2 separate regions of the Mus musculus genome follow, and region 1 is linked to region 2. Evidence: chromatin contacts called from ENCODE POLR2A ChIA-PET data. All regions are on one chromosome and are shown on one strand. Each heading gives the region's core, a stretch centred on a gene start or an enhancer-like site at or near the end of the contact. The rest is flanking DNA. Distances are from core to core; before and after follow the strand shown. Region 1 holds the start of Lfng (LFNG O-fucosylpeptide 3-beta-N-acetylglucosaminyltransferase). Region 2 holds the start of Ttyh3 (tweety family member 3).

The links. ChIA-PET counts read pairs that join two places held with the same protein, here RNA polymerase II (POLR2A).
Region 1: POLR2A ChIA-PET joins it to region 2 with 27 read pairs in Patski. The contact joins the promoter of Lfng here to the promoter of Ttyh3 in region 2. POLR2A ChIA-PET finds 5 or more read pairs at or near these places in 2 of 5 experiments (Patski and embryonic stem cell).

The regions. Positions count from the first base shown.
Region 1 is chr5:140,603,644-140,608,932 of GRCm38, reverse strand. It overlaps Lfng (LFNG O-fucosylpeptide 3-beta-N-acetylglucosaminyltransferase), which reads right to left and starts at 1,592. Exons shown (of 8, transcript NM_008494.3): 1 at 1,089-1,592. The coding sequence starts at 1,517.
Region 2 is chr5:140,646,894-140,651,929 of GRCm38, reverse strand. It overlaps Ttyh3 (tweety family member 3), which reads left to right and starts at 2,899. Exons shown (of 14, transcript NM_175274.5): 1 at 2,899-3,225. The coding sequence starts at 3,103.

The sequences.
Region 1 (5,289 bases), core at 343-2,842, 42 kb after region 2:
AGGCCCCCTCATCACCAGGCAACCTGAGTGGCCAGCACGCCAGCCAACGGTTCCCATGGAGCGCATAGCTGTACACAAGAGGCCGACGCCTTTCTCGGCTGGAGAAAGGGGCTTTGTTGCCTTGCCCAAGGGGCCGGCGTGAGAGCAGCCTAGCGCTGGGAATCCTAACGGCACCACAGCCAAACAAAACCCATGGCCCCCCGCTGCCCCCTCCCGAAGGCCTGCTGAGCCCCTGGGAAAGGGACGCCTCATTCTCAGGAGGCTACGGTGGGGTTCTCAGGGCCCCTCTTTGACCAAGACTAGATAGGAGCCTGTCCTCTTAACCTCCACTGTCCTAAAGCGAAGTCTCACTGGGGCTGGGTCAGGAAGGAAAGTGAGTCTTAGTCTTCACACCAAATATCTACCCCCACCCCTACACACACACACACACACACACACACACACACACACACACACACACACACACGCAGTGCACTCTGCTCTCCCGCCCCAACGGTCCTGTTGTAGCCTCCAGGGAGATTTTCAAAGTGGGGTGTGTCTTTTTATTATGTGTATGAAGTTGGTCTAACAGGAGGTGGGGGAGCTGAGCTACTGAAGTCAGGGTTCTGAGCAAGTCTGGAGAACTAGCACCCATTTCTTTCACTTTGCCTGGTCCAGGGGTGTGCTATGCCTTTTCCTCCCTCCCTTTCAAGGGGGCGTACCTTCCACCCAGGAAGAAGGAAGGGGAGTGAAGGGGACCCAGGATGGAACTGAGCCAATTTGCTCGAAAAAGTTTAGGAACAAATATGGCCATTCACTCCAGTGTTTAGGAGAAGCGTTACAGAGCCAGCCCTAAGCTGGAGGCGACTCATCCAGACACAGAGCATGTGGCTGGGGTGACCCTGGGCAACACGGAAGGAAGCTTCCAGGGTAGTAAGGCAAAGTGAACCCCAGCAGCCACACGGGGCTGTAATGGGATTTATCAGTGTCATCGTTTCCCAGATAGACCCAAAGCAATTAACGCATCGGGAACCGCTATCGTCAGTCACCAGTTGGACCAGAGGGTGATCCCCACTTCATCCCCCTGCCCAGGCCGCGCTGGGTCTCACCATCTCCTTGTGGCGCGAGATCCAGGTCTCGAACAGCAGATCGAGCCGCGCGCGGTGAAACTTTCTGGTGGTCTTGACGGCGATGAAGACGTCGCGAGGGGACAGAACTTCGGCGGGGGGACGCGGATGGCCGTCGCCCTGGCGAGAAGCGACCCCGGGCGGTGGATCCGCGTCTCTGCGCGCGCGGGTGAGTAGACTGAAGTACTCGGAGAGGCTATGCACCTCGCGGGTGAGGACTCCGGGATCCACAGCCGCCCTGGACCCTGAAGCCGGAGCTCCTCCAGAGGAGCCCGCCAGGCTACGCAGCGCGCGCCGTCCGCGCTCAGCGGGCATCGGAGTCGGTGGCGGGTCGGCCGTGAGCACCAGGAGACAAGCCAACAGCGCGCCCACCAGCGCCAGCAGCAGGCGCCGGCCGCACCGCTGGAGCATGGTGGCCGGCGGCCGCACGTAATATCTATCCCAGTGCCAACTGGTCCGGCTGCCCGAGGCTCCCGGTCCAGCTGCGCGCCTCTCGCTTCAGGAACTCTTAAACCTCCCCTGCCCGCCACGCCTCCACGCGCTAATTGGCTGCTAGCCTTGGGGCGTAACCTTTAGGGAGATCTCTCCTTCCCACGTGGGATACGGACAAGGGGCTGGGAACCACCCAGCTGGGGTACCCACGGCACCCGCCCCCTTTGTGCACGAGCCTGTCCCGCCTGCGCCGAGTCACCCTCCGGAGCTGCTCTGGGAGACACCCAGCCTGACCAACGCCCGCCACGGCTGCACGTGGAGGACGCGCCCCCGAAGCTGGGACCTGGGTGATAGGGCCAGTGCTCCTCCGCGGGCGACATCCTTGGCTTCTCGCTGTGCATTTCCTGTCCCCGAGCGGGTTTCCTTCCCTGGGGAACGGTGCTGACTGAGCCAAAGTGGTAGCCTGCAGTGTGTCCTGAGCGATTAATTTTGAGCTGCCCTTACTGATACTTATGTCTTAGGAGTGGACCTGAAGTTCAGGCAAAAGGGTATCAGTGACAAAATTCTACGTCCCTCCGTCGGTCCATCCTTCCCTCCTCCCCCAGGCAGGCCTGTCTTGGCATCATGTTCCTAAATGGGGAGGGTTGGTCCCCAAAAACCTCAGGCACCCCGTAGCGAGGAGACACTCAAGCAGCCTCTTTCCTCGAAGGATGAAAGGCTACCTTCTGTTCCATTTGGTTCCTCCGCACTCCTACCAGATGTGACCCAGCTGTGCGCCATCCCAGACCCGCCTCCCCGGCACACGGCCCCCTTCCCACGGGCGGGGGCCTTGCCTGCGCCTAGCACGAGCGGGGGCGGCAGGAATGTGCGCCTAATGGTAGGGTGAGAGGCTACGGGTCCGGAAATGGCCAAGGGTCCCCTGGAGTGGGAGCAGGGTCCGAGCCCGAGCCTGCTGCATCTTCCGGGAGCGCAGCTGGGGGCGGCTCTCCGCCTGGCTGCCCCTGGGTCTGGTTGGCTTCAGTTTCCGCGTCCCCCTTCAAAGGAAGTCTGAGCCCACCCTGCCACCACGGATAAACTGCTGTTCCTTCTGTCGCCGACTCCCTAGCGTTTATATTTTAGACCGGAGTATCATTTCTAATTATTTCTCTACTACACTCTTCTTAATGTCCGTCCCTCTCTTGGAGGTTAAAAGAAGGCATCAGGCTGGATCAGGTAAAGACTTACTGCAGGGGCTGGCCAGATGGTTCAGTGGGCAAACGCAACTGTCACCTAGGCAGATTTGAGTTTATTTCCCAGGACCCACATGGTCAGAAAGAACCAACAATATGTTGCCCTCTGACCTCCACACGTGCAACTTGGCCTGAGCAACACACATTTATACACACGCACGCACGCACGCACATACACATACGCACACCTGCTTTCAACAAAATTCTTTTCAAAATGAAGACAGACATGATAGCCCATGTAGCAGGCTTGGACGATTGCTGAACATTTAAAGGCAGCCTGAGTTACAGAGTGAATATCGGGTCAGCCCCTGCTGCCGTGTAAAAGAGCGCCTGAAATGTACCTCATCTGGCAAAGTTGGTAAAGTGTTTGCCTAGCATGTATGACGCCTCGGTTCATCTCTGCACCAAATATTCCTTGGCAAATAGTGAGTTTGAGTCCAGCCTGAGCTACATGAGACCCTATCACAAATATAAAATAAAATGACTTTGAATTGATGTGTAGCCAGGCTCTCCCCACCCCACCCCACCCCCCAGCCTCCCACCCCACCCAGGAGTGGATCTCTGGTCCATTTGCTCTGAGGGCCCTGTGGGACACTGCAACCCCTCTGTGGTGGGAGGGAGTGGGATATGGTGGTTCCCAGGCTTCTTCCTGACCCCTCCCCCCAGGTAATTAGGAGGCACCACCTCTGGTAGGCAGATGCCTAAGCAGATGGTGCTGGCTGTGCCCGAGTGACAAAGCTCCCATGGCGTCACCTCCTGCTATAAACCCCTCCTCCTCCTGCCAGAGCCTGGTCCCTCAAGGACAAGGAAAAAGTCCTACCTGCTATCTGCTGGACTGCTCTCCAAATAAACTCACCCCAGTTCCAGCCTCAGCCTCAGGGGCTAATCCATTCCCACCAAAAACTATCTATGTGTCTTCCGAGTGTTTTAGGTCTAAGGCTCCTCCTTGAGACCCCTCTCCTGGACCACTTGGCAGCCTCCATTCTACTTTCTCTGTGTCTCTCTGTCTCTGTCTCTCTGTCTCTCTGTCTCTCTCTGTCTCTCTCTCACACAAACACAGACACAGAATAGACTATAGCATGACTCTCTGTTGTCACCTATGAATTCAAGACTCTCCTGGTATCCACATGTCTTGTGGTGGTCCTACCCCGTGTCCCCCCACCCCGCACATACAATGTCTTCATTTCCCAATAGCTCAAGTCCCCTAATCACCCTAACTTTCTGCATGGCTTCCATTTAAACCAAAGGGAAGATACCTTCGTGGGCATTTATCAAGTCTCTGACGGCAGGAGAGGAAACAAACTACCTATGCCTTCCTTCCATACCCACCTGACCAAGTCATAGCTGGTTGTCAGTCTTGGTGCGCCTTCATCCCAAGCCTGGGACCATGTCAAGCCGCTACCACCAAGTCCTCATGTTCCCCATTGTAAAGAAAGCAACCTGATGCCCAGAGAGGGGCTGGTGCAGTGTCCATGCCTGCCACAGAGGAGCCATGCAGGGGAGACCGGGTCGGCCATGGAGTAAGGAACCAACCAGCTCTGACTGTGGTGGCTGGACAGGGAACGGCAGGTCAAAGCCTTACCGCATTCTTGTGGGGGCTGCAGGCTCTGGCAAGAGTGATTCAGTTTCTTCGCTGTCAGAAGATTGGAATTTCGTGGTTCCTCCTTGAGGTCTGAAAACCAGAGGGAGACATAACCAGCTCGCCTCTCCCTATTGCTTCCTGCACTGAGCTCATGGGGTACTCCCTTCCTCTGGACCCATGGACTCCCTGCAGACACCCACTGGGCATGGGAGGGTAGGGCGCTCATCCCAGGACAGAAAATGAGGAGCTAGAGAGGGAAGATCAGGATATTCGGGAAGCCCCTAGGGTCCTCAGAAAAAGTTCTGGGAGGGGAAATACTAGGGTGCAGGCAGTGAACACTCTAAACTGAGCCATGCCCCCAACCCCTCACTGGGGGATTCTAGGCAGGGGCTCTCCCACTGAGCCACGCCCCCAGCCCCTCCCTGGGGGATTCTAGGCAGGGGCTCTACCACTGAGCCATGCCCCCAGCACCTCACTGGGGGATTCTAGGCAGGGGCTCTACCACTGAGCCACGCCCCCAGCCCCTCCCTGGGGGATTCTAGGCAGGGGCTCTACCACTGAGCCACGCCCCCAGCCCCTCACTGGGGGATTCTAGGCAGGGGCTCTACCACTGAGCCACGCCCCCAGCCCCTCATTGGGAGATTCTAGGCAGGTGTTCTACCACTGAGCCACGCCCCAGCCCCTCATTGGGGGATTCTAGGCAGGTGTTCTACCACTGAGTCACGCCCCCAGCCCCTCACTGAGGGATTCTAGGCAGGGGCTCTACTGCTAAGCCAAACCCTCTCTGAGGCTGTGAGTTCTTGGGCCTCAGTTTCATTCCTTTTCCTTACAGTCCTGGGATTTTACTGACCTTGAAGCTGGAGAGAAGGCTAGTGGGCCATGGATGATGTTAAAGGGAGAGAGAGCATCAGGCCTAGTGTGGTCATGTACACCTTTAATC
Region 2 (5,036 bases), core at 1,650-4,149:
CTTGTGATCAGCTGCCCAGGTGTGTGACTTCACACCTGGCTTTTGCACATGTCTTTTGGGGAACACAGTTTGTCCATCACTGTGAGTTATTATGTAGTGCACAGGCATTGTGGCCAGATCATAAGAAAATCTCCAATTTGATGAAGCTTCAGAGGTGAAGAACTGGTGAGGGAAGGGTTGGTGGCCTGACACCAATCCATGCTGGTTCCTGACTGGCGGTTGATTCTCTGGATTTCCTGGACAATGGTGGGACCTGGGCCTCAGTTCCTCTTCCTAGAGAGTGGTCAAAAGTCCAGCTTCCAGCCATAGTTGTACTTCGATGGGCAGGAAGAATAACCACAGCTCTGGCCAGACAGAGCTAGCCAAAGTGGGCAGGGTGGAGGGCCTTCCTTCCTGCCCTGTGCCCACAGCCACTACTTGGCATTCTCTCTTTTAACTCCCGTTCTCCCGGGAGACAGGCTGCCAATTTCCTGAGGTTCCTCTCTGCGGTAACTCACGGAGCAGCATTAGGGTGGGGACTCAGTTCCACCAGGGACGTGCTATCTGTCCTGTTCGACGCCGTGTATCAGGGAACCTTTTCTCTATTACATTAAAAACATTTTTAGTGTGTGCATTGGTGTTTTGCCTACAAGGATGCTGGTGCGAGGGTGTCAGATTTCCCGGAACTGTAGCTACAGACAGTTGTGAGCTGCCATGTGTGTTCTGGGAATTGACACCGAATCCTCTGGAAGAAGAGTCAGTGCTTACAACTGCTGAGCCATCTCTCCAGCCCTTACAATTAATTTTTTACTCTGTGCACAGCGCACACTTGGTGGTCAGAGGAACAATGTGTGGAGTCTCCCGTGGAGACCATGTGGAGGGTGGGCTTGAACTCAGACCATCAAGCTTGGCTGCAAGACCTTTACCTGCTCAGCCACCCTCCCTGCTTCTTCTACTTTAGACCCTTGTAACTTTTCCTTCAGGAGTTGTCCCCAGGAAAGGGTTTCACTGACCAAACACACGACTAATGAATCAAAATTAGCACATTTCCTGTGTCCCCTTCCTCCTCCACCTCCCTTTTTAGATAAGGTCTTAAAGCTTAGCCCAGGCTGACTTCAGATTTGCAATGTGATGTACCAGGCTTCAAACTTGTGATCAGCTGCCCAGGTGTGTGACTTCATACCTGGCTTTTGCACATCTTTTGGGGGTATGAAATTTGTCCATCATAGTGAGTATGTAATGCACAGGTATTGTAGCCTGATCAGAAGAAAATCTCCATTTTGGTGAGACTTCTGGTGATGGGAGAGGTAACTCCCAGATCTCACATCTATGTGTATGAACCTTGGACATCAGTTACTGTTGTTGGGACTAAGCAAGGATGCAGGGCTCTCTATGGGAGGTGCTGAAGCAGAGGCCAGAAACTTTCCCAGCCTGTGATGACCGTCTCTGATGTTACTGTTCATCTTTGGACTCCTAAAGGCAGAGCTGGGGGCAGAGCTACTCTCGGCTCTACAGGAAATCTAGCCAGGTGCGGGCATCTCACCTGCTGCACTGACTCTGTCTGGCAAGTGCTCATTTGACACTAGGAGGAAAGCTCGGCCTGGGGGTGGGGCGAGGGGGAACAGCCATTGCTGTGTGGCCCTGGAGTAAGAAGCCTAAGAACTTCTTACCTATCGCTGCAGGCTGATTCCCAGCTAGGTAGCTTCCTCCAGCCATCCAGAACATTGAAACCCACAGCTCTGTAAAGGGCCCCTGCCCTCGGGCCAGAGTGCAAGGAAGGAGATGCCTCAGGCAGTTGCATGAACTGAAAGACAGGTCTGTCAGGAAGCCACTGTCCAGCTGAGGAGTGAGGCTACCTAGCCGATGGAGAAGCTGCATGTGTCTAGTTTCTAAGAACATAAGGCCCCAGGGTTGTGAGTGCACAGAGCCAAGTGGATATGTTCGCTCCACCCGGGGAGAAGCAAGAACTGCCCCCCTGCCCCCATGACCTTTCTATAGGCTGTGTCCTGACCAGTAGCCTAGTTTCCAAGATGGGATACAGGGAACTTTCTTTACATCTTCCTTTTGCATCTTTAGAATGATGCAAGCAAGTGAGGTGCGGCGGTTCAGGCCTGTTATCCCAGTACCTGGGAGGCTGAAGCAAGAGGACTGCCAAGTTTGAGGCTAGGCTGAGCAATTTACAGAGATCCCGCGACAGAAAAAGTAAAACAGGGGATTGGGGATTTAGGTCGGTGGTAGAGTGCCTGGCTTGCATGCGTAAGGCCCTGGTTCCATAACTGAAATTAAAGCAGGTGGGTATTCAATCTATCTGCCCATTATCGCCTTACACGCGGCTTTATGGCTTATGCGCCAGGCTTTGTTCTGAGCACTTCACACTCGGTTTATCTCCGCAACGCCTTTTCTCAGACTACAACACTGATACCGAGAGGCTAAGTCATTCGCCCAAGAGCACACAGCTGCAGCTCCCGAATGCAGATCATGTCCATCCTAGAGACAGGTCACTGGTTCCCTGGCAGGTCCTTATGAGGGCTGCGTGGAAACCGGATCAAACCAGAGAGCAAAGGCATGGGTCGGAGAGGATGCTACACGTGAGCTTTGGATTCCAGCCTTCGTGGTCTACAGGGAAGAAATGGCTGAAGAGGTTGAGGGTCCTGCCTAAACCGAGAGGTGTAGGCAAAAAGACCAATGGTAACGCAGGGGGCAGGGCCTATGGGAGAAATGCCAATGGCAGTCCGGAGGCAGAGACTGCCCTGGTATGGGCGGGGTCTGCGTGGTGCCGACCAATAGCATTGTGTGGGGCGGGGCCGAATGTCCGGGAGGGCGGTTGGGGTGGGGCCTGAGGGCGGTGGGCCTATGGCGGTGTGGGGGTGGAGCCTGAAGGCGAGCGGGCGGGTGCGCGGAGGGGGCGGCGGCAGCGGCGGTGAACAAAGAGGCGGCGGGCGCGGGCGGCCGAGCGGAGCCGAGCGCAGCCGAGCCGGGCCGAGCCGGGCCGAGCCGGGCCGGGCCAGGGCCCCTGGAAGCGGGCACGATGAGGGCAGCTGAGCAGGGGTCGGCGGGTCCCTGAGCCCCGTGCATCCGGCAGCGAGGGAAGCCCGGCGCAGCGCCCGTGGCCGCCCGCCCGCCATGGCCGGGGTCAGCTACGCGGCGCCCTGGTGGGTGAGCCTCCTGCACCGGCTGCCGCACTTCGACCTGCGGTGGGAGGCCACCAGCAGCCAATTCCGGCCCGAGGACGCCGACTACCAGCAGGTGACGCGCGCCCCCGGGTGCGGGGTCAGGGGCCCCGGGTCATGGCCCCTCCCAAGGAGCTGGAGCTTCCCCATCCCCTTTCATTCTAGGAGTCGCCTCCCGTTCACTGATAACCTTTCCAGGGATTAATGTCGAACACCCCCTGGAAGGTGTTCAGCCCCTCTGTGTCACCAGGGCCTCCGATCCGGATTGACGGAGCTGCCTCCCTCCCCTGATAGACCCTCTTCTGATCCTATGGGTTCCTGGTAGGCCCGTCTTCATCCTTTGGGCAGTCAGCTTCTCCCCAGCAGAGCCCCCGCTAGCCAAGGCTGGATCCCTGGGTTCAGGCAGGAGGGTATTCCTCGTTCTCTTTCCCCAGCTAGGGAATCCCTTTGCCAGACTGTTGGTGGGTGAGGAGCCTGGGCCATCGCCAGCCTTCTGTGGCTGCTAATGACCCCTTGCTTCACGGTCAGGCTGTGGGATGTACACAGGGTGTCGTGTGGTTGTGGGAAACCAGGGTGCCAGCAGTCTCTCTACCCAGGGTGGAAAATGAGGCCTGGCTGAAGTGGGGTGAGTGGGCCTCCGTCTGGGCTGGGGGCCATGGGGCACTTGGCAGCCCTCTCCCTGCGAAGCCCTAAGTCTGGCGTCCTGCCAAGTCCCAGCACCACCCCCACTACTGAACCACTGTCATTTGAGTGCAGAGCAGGGGGACTAGGGCTGTGGGCTTTTCCTTCCTGCTCCAGATTCCAGAAAAAAAAGAATGATCAGCCCACTTGGTCACTAAGCACCTCACAGTTTCTCTCCGGCGGCTCCTGGGACAGACAGTAGCCTGGGAATCAAGTACTCCTGGGGCTGTGCCAAATATCTCTGCCGCCATCCTCATCTTACTGAAGTTGAGGGTGAGAGAACACAGGACTGTCCCTGCTCCCACTCTCTGCCTACCTGACCCCAGCTCCAGTAGCTGATGGTGTTCCTGAGCAGATTAGAACAGGTGTGAGGGGTAGAGCAAAACCTGAGTCCTGAAAGACAGCAAGGAGATGCACCCGGGACCCAGGACCTCACCTGGGGATTTTGTGGGGAAGACCAGGCCCGGGTGAGGTGGAGGGACACGTGTGGTTTTCTTACTGTGTGATGGTATTGTTATGCTCTTTCTTGAAAGAACTCTATGAGCTATTCTTGGAAAGTTGCCTTCCTAGGGTTTGCCTGATGGTCAGTTTTGATGGTCCACTGGCACACAGGGCAGCCAGGTAGCATTTCCTGAGGTCAGTGGGCTGCCACCTGCTTCTGCTGCAGGAGGAACTTGCTAGTGACAGGGAAAGGGTGAGGATTCAGTCCCTGCAGCTCTTGGGAATCTGAAGGTAGTGAGTGGTTCAGGCCCGGCTCTGTAGGTCTTTAGATCTATGGGCCCGCAGCTCTGTGGCCCCAGTTGAGCCTGGTCCTGCCTGCTTTTGCTGCTCCACTGTGGGAGGCCTCTGACTCACGCTCCCTCCTGCCTCCTCTCCCAGGAGCAGAATTAGCCACTGAATAATTCACGGTGTGGAACCCAGCCTGGCTCCATCCCCCGCCGCCTCCGCTCCCGAAGCCAGGGCTATGGATGTGCATGGTGCCCCTGCCCTCTGAGCTGATGCTGTAGGCAACCGCTCAGGGTCTCTGAGCTTCGTCACTTCATCTTGAAATTGGGACTGATGGTTTTGCAGGGTCGCCTGTGGGGAGAAAGTCAGGAGTCCCCATTCTGGATGGGCGGGTGGATAATGGTTTCTCACAGGCTCCATCCCATCTTCCCTGGTGAGGTATTGCTAACTCCATGTGTAGTTGTGTATACATGCATGTCG